5 separate regions of the Homo sapiens genome follow, and regions 1, 2, 3 and 5 are each linked to region 4. The links are chromatin contacts, found by Hi-C or POLR2A ChIA-PET in ENCODE. All regions are on one chromosome and are shown on one strand. Each heading gives the region's core, a stretch centred on a gene start or an enhancer-like site at or near the end of the contact. The rest is flanking DNA. Distances are from core to core; before and after follow the strand shown. Region 1 overlaps CDC42SE2 (CDC42 small effector 2). Region 2 has its middle 30 kb from the start of CSF2. Region 3 holds the start of RAPGEF6 (Rap guanine nucleotide exchange factor 6). Region 4 has its middle 420 kb from the start of CHSY3-AS1. Region 5 overlaps LOC105379173 (a long non-coding RNA gene).

Evidence for each region. A loop is a pair of places that touch in the nucleus more often than their neighbours do. ChIA-PET counts read pairs that join two places held with the same protein, here RNA polymerase II (POLR2A). Pooled maps may share reads with other maps.
Region 1: a map of GM12878 shows a loop between it and region 4 (8-fold over the local background). The contact joins two enhancer-like sites. A Hi-C loop is called at or near these places in 2 of 168 maps with a recorded cell type or tissue (GM12878 and OCI-LY7), 5 of 37 single-sample maps with no recorded cell type and 4 of 50 pooled maps. POLR2A ChIA-PET finds 5 or more read pairs at or near these places in 1 of 52 experiments (PC-9).
Region 2: a loop to region 4 is called in a map with no recorded cell type, with 11 times the contacts of the local background. The contact joins two enhancer-like sites. A Hi-C loop is called at or near these places in 4 of 37 single-sample maps with no recorded cell type and 4 of 50 pooled maps. POLR2A ChIA-PET finds 5 or more read pairs at or near these places in 1 of 52 experiments (AG04449).
Region 3: a loop to region 4 is called in a map with no recorded cell type, with 9 times the contacts of the local background. The contact joins the promoter of RAPGEF6 here to the enhancer-like site in region 4. A Hi-C loop is called at or near these places in 3 of 37 single-sample maps with no recorded cell type and 2 of 50 pooled maps.
Region 5: a map with no recorded cell type shows a loop between it and region 4 (7-fold over the local background). The contact joins two enhancer-like sites. A Hi-C loop is called at or near these places in 8 of 37 single-sample maps with no recorded cell type and 5 of 50 pooled maps.

Annotation. Positions count from the first base shown.
Region 1 is chr5:131,381,200-131,383,899 of GRCh38, reverse strand. All of the region lies in intron 3 of CDC42SE2 (CDC42 small effector 2), which reads right to left. Among named protein-coding and RNA genes, the nearest start is that of CDC42SE2, 120 kb to the right of the region's middle. Within about 2 kb of position 1,384, at least 8 of the 41 ENCODE cell types and tissues checked have a DNase peak (open chromatin) inside an H3K27ac peak, as active enhancers do; they include OCI-LY7, where a contact is called at or near this core.
Region 2 is chr5:132,102,504-132,105,203 of GRCh38, reverse strand. No RefSeq gene overlaps it. Among named protein-coding and RNA genes, the nearest start is that of CSF2, 30 kb to the right of the region's middle. RefSeq lists enhancers at 1,356-1,735, 1,514-1,808. Within about 2 kb of position 1,448, at least 30 of the 41 ENCODE cell types and tissues checked have a DNase peak (open chromatin) inside an H3K27ac peak, as active enhancers do.
Region 3 is chr5:131,633,900-131,636,599 of GRCh38, reverse strand. RAPGEF6 (Rap guanine nucleotide exchange factor 6) reads left to right here and starts at 1,371. Exons shown (of 28, transcript NM_016340.6): 1 at 1,371-1,638. The coding sequence starts at 1,570. RefSeq lists enhancers at 802-1,001, 1,012-1,261, 270-1,469, 1,562-1,651, 1,599-2,181.
Region 4 is chr5:130,322,841-130,325,632 of GRCh38, reverse strand. No RefSeq gene overlaps it. Among named protein-coding and RNA genes, the nearest start is that of CHSY3-AS1, 420 kb to the right of the region's middle. Within about 2 kb of position 1,457, at least 3 of the 41 ENCODE cell types and tissues checked have a DNase peak (open chromatin) inside an H3K27ac peak, as active enhancers do; they include OCI-LY7, where a contact is called at or near this core.
Region 5 is chr5:131,412,785-131,415,484 of GRCh38, reverse strand. It overlaps LOC105379173 (a long non-coding RNA gene), which reads left to right. Exons shown (of 3, transcript XR_007058929.1): 2 at 1-414. Among named protein-coding and RNA genes, the nearest start is that of CDC42SE2, 150 kb to the right of the region's middle. Within about 2 kb of position 1,349, at least 3 of the 41 ENCODE cell types and tissues checked have a DNase peak (open chromatin) inside an H3K27ac peak, as active enhancers do.

The DNA.
Region 1 (2,700 bases), core at 135-2,634, 1.1 Mb before region 4:
ACTGCATTGAAAAGTAACTCTGCTTTATCCTCTTCAGAGGTCCAAGCTAGATAGTAAATATTATAACCTTGCAGGCCAAATACAATCTCCACTGTAGCTTTGACTCAACTCTGCTATTGTAGCATGAAAGCAGCTGCAGAGCACATGAAATTAAATGAGTATAGCTGTGTTATGGTAAAAATTTATTTACAAAAACAGGTGACAGGCTAGATTTAGCCTGTAAAAGTAGTAGTCTGCTGACCCCAGCTCTAGATTTTTTCAGTAGTAGCCACATAATTTCATTTTTTCCATTATGGTTATTTTTCAGAGGCTGTTATGACATGTCATTGCAACATTTTTTAATCTCTGAAAAAGTTGTATTATTATAGTTTTTCACTCTTTTCCCTAAAAACACTTAACTATATAAATTATAAGTCTATAACACTAGGGAACAAAGAACTCTCATTTCTTTATTTGAACAACTTTAGTTTTACTTCAAGCCTTTTTTTGAAAGTTGGTAAGAAACTGTCTGTCTTTTGGGGCCCTGTTCCACAGAATCATAAAACTTGCAGGTTAAAATGGTATCATAAAGTCAAAAGAGGCTTTTGTCTATGTGTTTTAATTTTTCTATTTCCTAGCACAATGCACTGGTTTCCTGCTATCTTTTTCTCGCATACTGCTCCCTCTGATGATCTTAGAGGTGCCTCATACAAAGACTCCCTGCCCCTAATGGCAGACTTGACACCCACAACCATCCTTTGATCTGGAGTGCTGCATGCCAGCAATGCACTGGTCTTTTCCTCTGTTCCCCATCTTTTTCACAGACTCAGTTTGTCTATTTCCAACCACCCCATTCAACATACTTCTCTTCATACTATTTTTGTTTGGAATGATAAAGCATAATTCTATGAATTAGCCTTAAACAATGCTAACTTATCTTTTTTAGGAATAAAGTAGGGAAAAAAGATGTTAACAGTTTTGTGCCTTTTTCTCTTCTTAATAATATATTATTACATTTCCACTAAATTTCCTTATTAGGAAGCTATTTGGGCAGGTCCAGAAATGTAATCTTTACCATCACAGGATACGAATTTTCTCAGCATGTGGGCAGGACAAATTATTGGGATTTCTTCCCCAGTGAGCCACTTAACTGACAGGTAGAGAGGGAAGCTTCTAGGTTCTTGTCACAGTTCCACAGGACAGTGGCATCTGCAGGACACCAGACTCTTCCCCAGGCGTTTGCAGTAAACATGTCAAGATAACTGCTTCTGATATGCAGAGAGAGCCACTTGGCTCTCTCAAGCAGGGGAGGAGGTGGTACCAGAGAATACTTCCTGGTACCTACTTCCAGACCACTAGGAGGAGTCTTGATCAACCCTTGTCCTGTGAACCTGCAGAAGCAACTCCTAACAGTTCTCATTCTGCATCATTTCCTCCAGAAGGGTGTGTTTAGAGCTTGCCAAAAGGCTCCACTTGGTCTATACCTCCATATTAAGTGATTTATTCTGTTGAGTTACTGCAGGACTGTGTTGGGGGAGAACAGAAACCATAGTGTGCTCAGGCCACCACCCATCTCACCCAAAAAGAATGAATAGATATGCTTGTGAAAGAAGGGTATTAACACATACTCACAAACAATAATTCAGCAAACATGATTACTGAGAATATTCAAAAGCTGATAACAAAACTAGTTCCCAAGAAGCTACTCTGACACTGAAAAGCAAAGGATGGGAAGACTTCAGCTTACTTCTATCATACTGTGTTATTAGATAACTAATATATATGAATGTGAAAATAATAGTGAGTATTTTTCAGCTTGAACTATACTGAGCTGGGAGTCACACCTTAGTATTGGAAGGTTTCTTCATGGCATCTAATCTAACAGTTTGTGAGATATGAAAGAAGCTTTCAGTCCTTCGCTCCCCAAGGCTGAGGGAACTCAGCTGTCCAGAAACTGAAAGGAGCAACTGTGTTGTGCGAGCATAGTAAAGGTAAACACCTAAGATGAAAATAGTAAGATAAGCAAGAACCAGATCACATAGAGTTTGTAAAGGACTGAAGTGTGTGATCCTCCCAAGAACAATGGGAAATAATTGAAAGTGTTTTAAAGCAGAGGAATAACATGATTAAATAGCTTGAGAAGACTATTCCACAATAGCTATAGGTGGAAAACATGTTAGAAGAGGTCAAAATAAGTTATTAATGTTGGTGAAAAGGGATTATGTGGATTCAACTAATAACACAGATAGAAGTGGATAGATTCAAGAAGTAGTCAGTGGATAAAATCAACAGCATTTGGGCCGGATGTGGTGGCTCACGCCTGTAATCCCAGCACTTTGGGAGGCCGAGGCGGGTGGATCACCTGAGGTCAAGAGTTCGAGACCAGCCTGGCCAACACAGTGAAACCCCGTCTCTACCAAAAATACAAAAATTAGCCAGGCGTGGTAGCAGGTGCCTTAATCCCAGCTACTTGGGAGGCAGAGACAGGAGAATCGTTTGAACCCAGGAGGCGGAGGTTGCAGTGAGCCGAGATCGAGCCATTGCACTCAGGCCTGGGGGACAAGAGCGAGACTTCTCTCAAAAAAACAAAAAAAAAAACAAAAAAAAACAGCACTTGGTTGCAGGCTGGATTTGGTAACAGTGAGAGGGAGGAGTTAAGAAATATGCACAGACTTCAGATTTCAGCAGAGAGTGTGCAATTCACTGGGTTCTGAGAGAATC
Region 2 (2,700 bases), core at 199-2,698, 1.8 Mb before region 4:
TCAGAAACAACACTCAACATACATTGTCTTTTGTGCCCAGCTTGGGAGCTGGTCTGTGAGGACTGAGGGATCCCAGGTACCTTGAGTTCTTGTAACCATACAGTGGATGGACACAGACACAGCACCATCCTAGGGCTGGCAGATACTCCATGCTCATCGGTGCCAGCCTGCTCATCAACAGAATCACCCACCTCCATTCTGTCACCCACCAGGTATTTACTGAGACTCTTCTACATGACATGTGCCATTGAGGGTACTGGGAGAATAGCAGCAGACCTATAATACAAAAGCCCCTGCCCTTGAGGGGGGCTACCTGGTTTCCAGGTGCACCCCCAGTTTATCTCATGGTTTAGGTGGCACTATTTATGACTCACCAAGTTTGTGACAGATGATCAGTGTCTTCCTTCTGTGGCTGCAGTTTATCTGTGCACAGATGCTGGCATCCTTCAATCCAGGTCTCAGGTTTGGGTCAGGGCTTAGCTTGAGGCAGTAGGAAGAACAGAGCTCTCTGGATGGTTTAGGCAAGCTTGTCCAACCCATGACTCACAGGCTGTATACTACCCATGACAGCTTTGAATGTGACCCAACATAAATTGGTAAACTTTCCTAAAACATTATGAGATTTTTTGCTTTCTTTTTTTTTTTTTTTTTTTTTTTTTTGCTCATCAGCTATTGTTAGTGTTAGTGAATTTTATGTGTGGCCCAAGACAATTCTTCTTCCAAAGTGGCCCAGGGAAACCAAAAGATTGGACATCTCTGGTTTAGAGATTCAGTTGGTTTCTTCAACTTCAGTTCTTGGTGTACAGGGATGGCCTCTGACTTGCTCCACATCCTCAATCCGGCCACCACCTGGTTTTCTGCACACAGGAAACACTTGGCAATGTTGGCTGAAACAATGAGTGAGAGCCAAGTGCCAAGTGCTGGGCTAACCTCGCTCACAGCCAATTAGGCATAAAGTAACCAGGGCTGTAAGAGAAGTGGAAACAGAGATGCAGATGCTCCAAGGAGGCCAGACACTTGCCCTCCTCTCTTGGTGAGTCCTGTGCTCAGAAGGGGCACAACGGAGACGTGCTTGGGCTGTCCATACGGCAGTCTCTCTGCGGCAGTGGAGAAAGCTCTGGTCTGTGTGTATAGTGTGCATGCAGGGGAGTGTGCATATGTGTGTATATTTGCCTACATGCACATGCATGTTCACATTGGCTCTGGTCCCCACAACAACACCATTATAGGGCCCTGCTTAGCCATCCTTTCTGCAGTGGGTGGGGGGGGTGGGGAAAGGGGTTCCTGACTGCTGTGTCACTTTTGGATAGTCACTGTTTTTTGTGTGCAGCACTCCTACCTCACCTACCCCACCCCTAGAGGCAGGCAGGGTGATGACTGAAGCATCAGGCCTGTGGTTTCTGTAACAGGAAGTGATTTAGATGCTGAAAGCTAATTTTAGATGAAATGATATGGGGTTTTTAAAGAATCTTTCAGGGTTGGTTTCAGGCTCAAGGCTTAGCCCCCTGCTCCTCTTGCCTACAGGGGACAGGCAGTTTCCCATTGTCCTTGTCACTGTCTTGCTGGGTGAACTCATGCCTAGCTGGGCAGGGTTCTTAGGTAGAAAGCCAGTGCTGATTTTTCCTGGATTTCAGAATGTTTAAGTCATTGTTTTTGGCCTTGAACACCAGAGTCCTGTGACTCAGCACAGGCCTGGCTCTAGGCCAAGCAGACACAGGACCTCTTATCCCTGGAAGGGGACTGCCTGGAGGCTCCCAAGGATCTTGTTAGGACAGAGATGTCCACCCTCACCCAGGCTGAGGCCTGGGCCAGAGGTCAGATGAGGCTTCTGGGCCAAAAAAAGTATCATCTTGGGTGGCAGACACTTAGGTGGGGCCTCTTCTCCCAGTTAGCCCTGTCCTGAGCCTCTTAGCAGGGGCGGCTTTCTGACCCAGGTGCCACACTAAGGATCCCATCCTGATTGAGCCCTGTAGATTGGGACTCCTGATAGCAGCAGACACAAAAGAAACTGAGGAGTAGGCACAGAACTCTGAGAGTCCTGTCCTCCTGGTGTCGGGGTCCCACTGGTTGGGGACCTTGGAGCCTCGTGGTTTCTGTCTCTGCCAAGGCCTGAGCACAGGAAATAGAAGGTTGGGCCTCCCTGGTCACCTCTGCAAGGGTCTTCAAAGCCCATTTTAATCTGTTGTCCCATTCCCTAGGTCTTCCACAGCACCCCATACCAGAGAATGCTGCTCCCATTATCAGAGAAGCAGCCAAATATCAGCATGCTAAGAGAGATGTCCCAGGGTTACATAGCTTCACTCAGGCAGCATTGGAGCCAGCCAGGCCAGGAGCTTACCCTGTCCCATACTACCGATGGGATGCCCAGCATTCAGGGAAAAGAGCTCACTCTGCATATCTCATCTAGACAGCAGCCAGCCTCATGAACCCCTACCACAAACCTGGGACCTCTGGAAAGCCAAGTATAAGTCTCTGCCAGTTCTTAGTCCACCCTTGTTCTGCTTTGTGGTGAGGTATAGCTTGGGAGATGAGGCGAGGCCTATAGGTCTTGGTTGGTACACAAGAAGAAACACTTCTGCCTAGAGAGGCTGTCGACAGACATTTCCAGGGACACACAGCAGACAGCCTTCATGGCCTTCATGACCAGTCGGTCCCTTGTGGAAGACAAGTAGGACAGGACAGATGATTAGCCCAGAGCCA
Region 3 (2,700 bases), core at 122-2,621, 1.3 Mb before region 4:
CTGGGCAGATCTTTGAGAGGTTATATTTGTACAAAAAATGAGGAAAACGGATCGTCTGCAACATCCTGTGATTTTTTCCACAATTACTTTATTTCTACAATGGCTATGCCACACTTCGCTGGTAAAGTTTTTGATCTATACCTGAAAAAGAGAAATGCTAATAGTATGTTGTAAACTCCCAGTTTGGGCAAGCCCCAGGACCAACAGAAAACAGTCCTTAAGTCATTGCCGGTCCCAGAAACGGTGTTGTAGCCTGAACTCTCATTGTTTTCAAATATAATTTTAACTCTTATTACGTCATTAAAATTACTGTGAAGCAGTCATTAATTGGAAAGCATGTCATAATCATAAATCACCTTGTTATTTAGTGAACTATGCTAACTGCTGTGAGAAATACCAAGGTGTACCTAGATGTAGTTACAGCCATCAAGGAGCTTAAAATTCAGTGGAAAGGTGGTGTCGCCAAAGTTAGTTACCTATGAACTTATGAGAAAGGGTAAGGAGTATCCTAGAACGATGGATTCTGGAATTGTCAGTGAGCTTATTGTTGAAACGGCCTCAGCAGCTCTCTGGCTGCTCCTAAGGGTGGTCTGTTTTTCTTACCAAGGGAGCAGTGAAACAAAACTGGCTTTATTCGGTCTGTTGGGAAGCAGACTAGAATGTAAAAAGTATTGCAAAAGTTGCCACTCGAGTCCCAACCCTAAACGCAGTTGCCTGAGGGAGGGCTGCCCCGGGCATTTAGTTACAAGAACGCAGTCTAAATCTAGTTTTTTGACTCAAAGGTAATCGTGAGCTGGCCGCGGCACCGGCTGCCTATCCTGGCCGTGAATGTTTGCTTTCTCTGCCCTGGTCTCAGGACGTCCGTTTCGAATAGATCAAGCACTTCTCTGTCGGCAGCTTTCACAAGAGATCTCGTTTTATTTAAAGAGATATGAGGTGTGCGTGGAATTCCTTCTTTGCCGAATGGCGGCTTCTACTTCCGCATATTCAAAGTCGGCAGTAGAAGTTGCAGAGGAGAGCGCAAAGCCGGACTTGGCCACACCCTGGGCTTCCGGATTTGGGCACAACAGTTCTCTCCAGTCAGAACGCCTCCCCACGGTTCTGCCCCAAAATGCTATTTTTGCTCAGGTCCTCAGCGCGTTTCCGGTGTCTCCAACGGATGGAGAAGACGGAACCACAACGCCAAGGCAGACCCCGTGACTGATTTAGGTGAGGTCTCGCGAGGTGTCTTTAAATCTCACGACGACAGCAGGAAACGACTTACTCGCACCGCCCCAATTTTAACGTCACAGTGGAGTTACTCCCTTGGGCGTTTCTTAGCGTGCGCGTGCGTGCTGCGCATGCGCACTTACTCTCCCCCGCCCCCGCGCAGACTTGTCTCCGGCCAGTCGCGCGTGGGTAGAGGCCTTAGGCGGGCGTTGCGAAGGGTTGTTTGCTAGAGTTCGGACCTTGTTACGGCGCGAAGTTCCCTCCTTGGGGCGGGGGAAAGGTACCGCACCCGCTACCTAGTGTGAATGAACTGTGGCGTGGGCTGCTAAGGGCAGGCTGCGGAGTACCCGGGCCGTGGCCATGAACTCACCCGTGGACCCTGGCGCTAGGCAGGCGTTGAGGAAGAAGCCACCCGAGCGGACTCCCGAGGTGAGGCTGGTTGACCTTTATGTGCGTCTCACAGTCCAGTAGACAGCATCCTCCTGTCTGTCCGAAATCCGCGGCGACTGCCCTCTTGCCAGAGTCTCGCACCTGCTACTGGGAATCTGTTCGCTTGAGTCTCTTCCCTGACCCAGGCCCTTGTCGCCAGCAGGGTGCCGACCGCCCTTCCTGCCTGTGATGCGGTCTTAACCCGCGTACCCGTCCTTGCCGGGGGCTTCTGAGTGTCGTTAAGAAAGCACCATTACTAAGTCGTATTTTCTGAGTTGGGTAATATGAGTTTCGCAGTTAGATGCCCATTCGTTTAAGTAGACTATGAAAAACGAGATGGAAATTGTAAGGGAAGTATCTCAGCCATGTAATTTAGAAATAGTTTTTCTTTAAAGGTCTCTGAAATATTGTACAGTTGCCTAAAAAAAAGATAAAGTTTTCAAAGTTAGTTTAAAAGTTTACATCCAGTCAAATGGTGAATTCTGTAGTAGATGATGCATGTTTAAAGAACACCACTGTAGGTACTTTTTCAGACTGTCACTGGGAAATTTTACAGTATTTTGTACTTGGATCCAAAATTTGCTGTGTCGAGTTAACAGTTATGGCATCAGCTTAAAAGATTTTTCATTCGACCTTCATGAAGGCTAGTTTTCAGGCATATAACTAAAACCTGTTAGCTTTGCTTATCCCGGTAGAATGCTAAGGTTTTGGGGAAGGTTTTCCTTGATTTGGAGGTTTCTATAACAAGTGGGACATATTTTCTAAACAAAACACTAAACAGTGTGAGTGGATTATTGGATTGTTTTGTTTAAAGTTGCAGTAAATGAAATGAAATGCTTTGGTTAATTCTTCACTTTGGAGTTTTTCAGATATGTAGTGTTTTGCATACTGAGTCTCAGTAACGTTGGGCTGACCTTTTGGGTCGTGACAATTATTCAGGTCACAACGGAAGCCATGATAGGTCAAATTATGTTATTGAAGATCCTGATGTTTGCATAGGAACAACACAAATTCTACCACTTTCCAGAGTTCTCTTTTTGAGATATACATTTATAATTCGAT
Region 4 (2,792 bases), core at 208-2,707:
ACTGGCATCCTTGTCAGCGAGGGACAACTTTCAAAGGAAATTGTGTTCACTTACTGTTACCAAAACACCAGATGTTCGGTCTAGATCCTGTTTCTTGCTTCACAGAAAGCCTATCACTGAAACAAGTATTGCCAAAGATGAAGCCTTTAATAGAGTGCTGCAGCCAAGAGGCCAGGAGGTCTCAAATCCATCTCCCTGACTGACTAAAATTAGGAGCTGATATAGCAGGGAAGAAATGTAACCATGTGTGGGAAAACAGGAATTAGGGAGGGGTAAAGAAGAGCAGCTGGTCAATGGGAAGCAAGTGGTCAGTTAGGCAAACTTAACAGATAAAGTGTCGGGCATCTGATTGTCCAAATGCAGTGATCTGGTGACTTTCAGCTCCTTGCTACTATTTGGGAGGCCTGATGGCTGGTTTCCTTGGAAAGGAACTCAGATAAGACAAATGCAACTTTCTCAGGTTTTAAAACTAGGAGGGCCAACTTCTATGTTTATTCAAAGAAACCACGAACATCAGCTCTGTGGGACACCTGCTCAGTTTCATTACCAGAAGAACGTGGAAATGATCTTTGGCTGTTGAAAGAGTAAATGCTCATCATGGAAAGAAAAATAAAAAGAAAAGCTCTGAAAGTGACTGAATCAATGACTGACATCATCTGATACAAGCCAGTTATTCCCTTTTGCCTAAGTTCCATCAGGTATAAAATAAAGAAGATAGTCTACTCCTAAACCCCTCACATTTGATAGAAACACAACTGGATGAACTTGAGTATTTACTTGCTTGGAACATCAAGGTTTCTTTGCTTTTCTCTTTCTTTCCCTGATTACAGAAAATTCGTGCTTATAAAGTAATAACAAAATATTAATAAGTCAATGCTTACGTAGTGTTCATTATTTGGCAGGCTGTTCTGAATGCTTAGCATATATTAACTCATTTCGTTCTCACAACACCCTAGGATGTAACTATTATTAGTATCACCATTTAAGAGATGAGAAAAATAAGAGAGATTGGAACATTTTCTACAGTCACATGGTTAGTAAACTGCAGAGCTGGGATTCAGATTCAGGCATCCCATTTGCTGCTGAGTATGATTTCTACCTCTCCTTTCTTTCAGTACATAGTTGAGTCTCACTATAACTTTTCAGGAACACCAGGAACTATAGGCATGATAAAAGAAGGGCTTTGTATGTGTTCTTAATCATGAAACAGTAGATAGTATGATATCCATTTTGATGTAAATTTGAAGAATGTATTTTAATTCCTTTTAAAATCTCTCCACTAGTACAACTGGCTCCTTCAACAGGAAACAGGTGGTCAGTTAGGCAATCATAACAGCTGCATTTCTTATCTGCCAGGTATTCTTAAGATATTGCTCACTTCCCTTTTTTACTTTCACAAGCCATAGCTACTCTGATGTAATTGATCTTTTGAGAGTGTATAAAGTGCTATTTAAAAGTTGCTTAAGTACAGGAAGATTCTATGTCCTATACCCATTCAGTGGAGATGAGAGTTTTTGAGGAGTAACAGTTTCTTTGCTGCTGTCTTATAGGGACACACATTTGGGTACCCACCTTGTACCAGGCACTGTGATAAGGGCTTTGTCATCTTCAATAGGACTTTCTCACCTTCAGTGAGAGGTGTGAAGCTCAGTTATCCATAAACACAGGCTGTTCGGTCTGTAGTCAATTCTATTTTTCAAAGGGATTCTCAAGTCTCCCTTCATCATCATCGCAGAACAATTTTTTTAAAAAAAAATCTGCTCAAGCCTTCTAAGCGGGTCTCAGAAATAGAAAGCAATTTTCTGCTGAATTAACCAAGGTAGTAAATTCAAAGAGGATAGTTTACTATAAAGGCTTATGGGATTGTGAATCAATGTAAACAATTTACTTCTAAAGCCTCTGCCTGGATGGCCATTTAAGGTTGAAATGTGTTTCAATAGTGCCCTGAAAGCTTAAATGAAATTGTCATATAAATACTCCACACTTTGACACATTTCCAATTATTATAATAATTTCACAGCTTTTGAGACTTTTGAAATTATTTGGTTCAATTTAATGTGTAAGGAAAAGACCAATAGGAATTCTTGTTGCTTAAGAAGATTAACACAATCTTTGACAGAGTTGTTTCTATCATAAAATACTACAAGTATTTGAGCACCTAGTATCACAAAAGCTACCTATGATTTTTACATTTTCAAACGAAGAGGAGAAATTATGTTTTTACCAAAGGTCCATATTTTCATTGTGAAACAATATTAAAGGAGAACACATGTTAGAATGAATTGTTATAATTATTTTTTCTGTGCCTTGGGTGGGAGTGTATTAATTATATCAAATTACTACCTAAATAAAAAAGAATGAAAATAATGGTTTGTAGAGAGCAGAGCTAGACATTGAGAGCAGAACTAGAAATTAAGATTATTAGAAAACAACTGTCGTTTTCCCATCTAACCTTAGGAAACCACATTTTATATGGGAAAGTGAAAAAACACAGAAAACCTAATAGCATTATTCTACATTTCTTTCTACTAACTTACTCTAATATTGTCCTAAAGGCATGCATGAACTTTTACTATTCTAAAGGATAAATACAAAAAATGAAAAGTTTGGATTCCATTATACAGCATTTTGTATTCCTAGATTTTATATATATATTCCAAATTAAAGAAAACAAAAATATTTGTAGTAATCAATTCTTCAGCAGAACTTAGTGATGGCACCTACATTATAGATTAAAATAAAATTATGCATACAAAATTATACAAATCTGTTCACTTAATGCTTGAAGTAAG
Region 5 (2,700 bases), core at 100-2,599, 1.1 Mb before region 4:
ACATGGACCCAGCTAATTTTTTAATGTTTTTGTAGAGACGGGGTCTACTAATTTTGCCCAAGCTGGTCTTGAACTCCTAGGCTCAAGTGATTCTCCTGCCTTGGCTTTCCAAAGTGTTGGGATTACACTTACGAGCCACTGTGCCCAGACTTTGATTATTTTTTGTCAAATAGAAATAAAATTGATTTTTTAATGTTGTTCCAGTGTCCAACAGTCTTACCAAACTCACTGAATCCTAATAATAATAATAATCTCAGATTTTCTATATAGACATGTAATCTGCAGCTAAAGGCAGTTCTATTTCTTCCTTTCTAATTCTTATGCCTTTTATTTTTTCAGTTACCCAGAACTTCCAATATAATGAATAGAAGTGATGATAGAGAAAAACTGTCAACAATAAATACACTGTGTGCAGTAAGTTTTATGTATTAACTCTTTGTCAGATTAAGAAAGTTCCCTTCGATTTATAATTTGCTGGAACTTTTTAATTATTAATAAATGTCAGACTCTATCAAATGCTTTTTCTGCATGTATTGAAATAATTGTGGGTTCTTGCTCCTTTATTCTATTAACATGTCCCAATTACTATGGCTGTGTAACAAATCAACCCAAAATTTAGTGGCATGAAACAACCATTTATTATGCTTGTTTATTGTTCAGGAATTTGCACAGGGTTTAGAAAAGCTGGCTTTTCTGTGCTCCACAGTGATTAAGGCCTTAGCTGAAAGATTCAGGCTCAGGACAGGAATTATTTGAAAGCTCATAGCTGAGAGTTAATGCTGGCTGTTGTTTGAGGCCTCTATTCCTGACCACGTGAACCTCTCCATGTGATCTCTCCATATGGGCTGTTTTGGCCTGCCTCAGATCATGGAGGTTGAGTTTCAAGGGCAAGTATCGCAAAAGAGAGAGCCAGGCAAGCTGTATCACAGTGTGTCACCCAGGTTCAGTGACAGGGAAGCAGAGGAAATTGTTGATAAAAAGTAACAAGGTTCTAGAAGACCATGTCAGAGAATATTGCTGTGGCTGTTTTTGAAAAATACAGTCTGCCACCCTGGTGTCCTAGTAGTCATGCCCTTTGCCATTTTCTACTGTATCATCCCCTTGGTTATGATTGAGACCTGTGAGTTGCTTCACAGCAATAGAAAATGGCAAAGGTGGTGTAATGTAGCTGCACGATTATGTTACACTGTATAAGACTCCATCTTGCTAGCAAACTAGCTCTAGGCTCTCCTTGGCTTAATGAAGTGCACATGTTGAGGAGGCACATGGGGACATGAACTGCAGGAGGCCTCTAGGAGCTAAGGGAGGACTGCAGCCAATAGTCAGCAAGAAGCCAGAGCCCTCAGCTCCCCAGCCACAGGAAATAGATTCTGTTAACCATTTGCGTGAGATCGAAAGTGGCTTCTTCCCTAGTTAAGCCTAGACAAAAACAGGCTACAGTTCAGTGATCTCTGAAGGTAGTACTGAAAAATTCAGTGTCCTGTTGGATAAGGTGCTCATCCTTTCTAAATTTCAGTTTCCTAATTTTTAATGACAATATTGTTATCTGTAGGGGTTCAAATAAAGTCCATTCCATTCTGATTGGGAGAGCACAGTGTATATTTTACACTGGAATACTTGAAATGCATTTTATATAACATTTAAAATACATATTTCAAAAATATTTCTTTAAATTATCAATATTAAAAGTAATATTATTTAAATTATTATCAAATAAAATCTCTCTGTCAACAACAGAAAACCCAATTTAAAATGGGCAGAAGGTCGAGCAATGCCTGTAATCCCAATACTTTGGGAGGCCAAGGCAGGAGGATATCTTGAGTTCAGGAGTTTGAGACTAGCCTGGGCAACATAGAGAGACCCCATCTCTACAGAACATTTTAAAAATTAGCCGGGCATGGAGGCGCGTGCCTGCAGTCTCAGCTACTTTGGAGGCCATTCAGGAGCGTCACTTGATCCTGGGAGGTTGAGGCTGCAGTGAGCCGTAATCACACCACTGCACTTCAGCCTGGGTGACAGAGGGAGACTCTGCCAAAAAGGGGTTGGGGGCAGCAAAAATGGCCGAGCACTGTGGCTCACACTAGAATCCCAGCACTTTGGTAGGCTAAGGCAGGAAGATTACTTGAGCCCAAGAGTTCACGACCAGCCTGGGCATCATGGTGAGACCCTGTCTCCACAAAAAATTTAAAGATTAGCCAGGCGTGGTGGCAGATACCTGTAATCCCAGCTACTCAGGAGGCTGAGGTGGGAGGATCGCTTCAGCCCAAGAGATGAGGCTGCAGTGAGCCCTGATTTTGCCACTGCACTCCAGCCTGGGTGACAGAATGATACCCTGTCTTTAAAAAAAAGGTAAAAGATTTGAATAGATATTTCTCCAAAGAAGATAACAGTTGGCCAACAAGCACATGAAAAGTGGTTCAGTGTCACTAATCCACAAGTCAAAATCACAACAAAATACCACCTCACACCCATGAGGATGGTTACTGTCAAAAAAATTGAAAATAACAATTGTTAGAGAGCATGTAGAGATATTAGAAGTCATGTACACTCTTGATGGGAATGTAAGTAATGCAACTGCTTTGGAAAATAATATGTAAGTTCCTCAAAATATTAAACATGGAATTACCATATGATCCAGCAGTTCCACTTCTGGGTACATATATATGTGTGTGTGTGTATATATACATATATGTGTATATA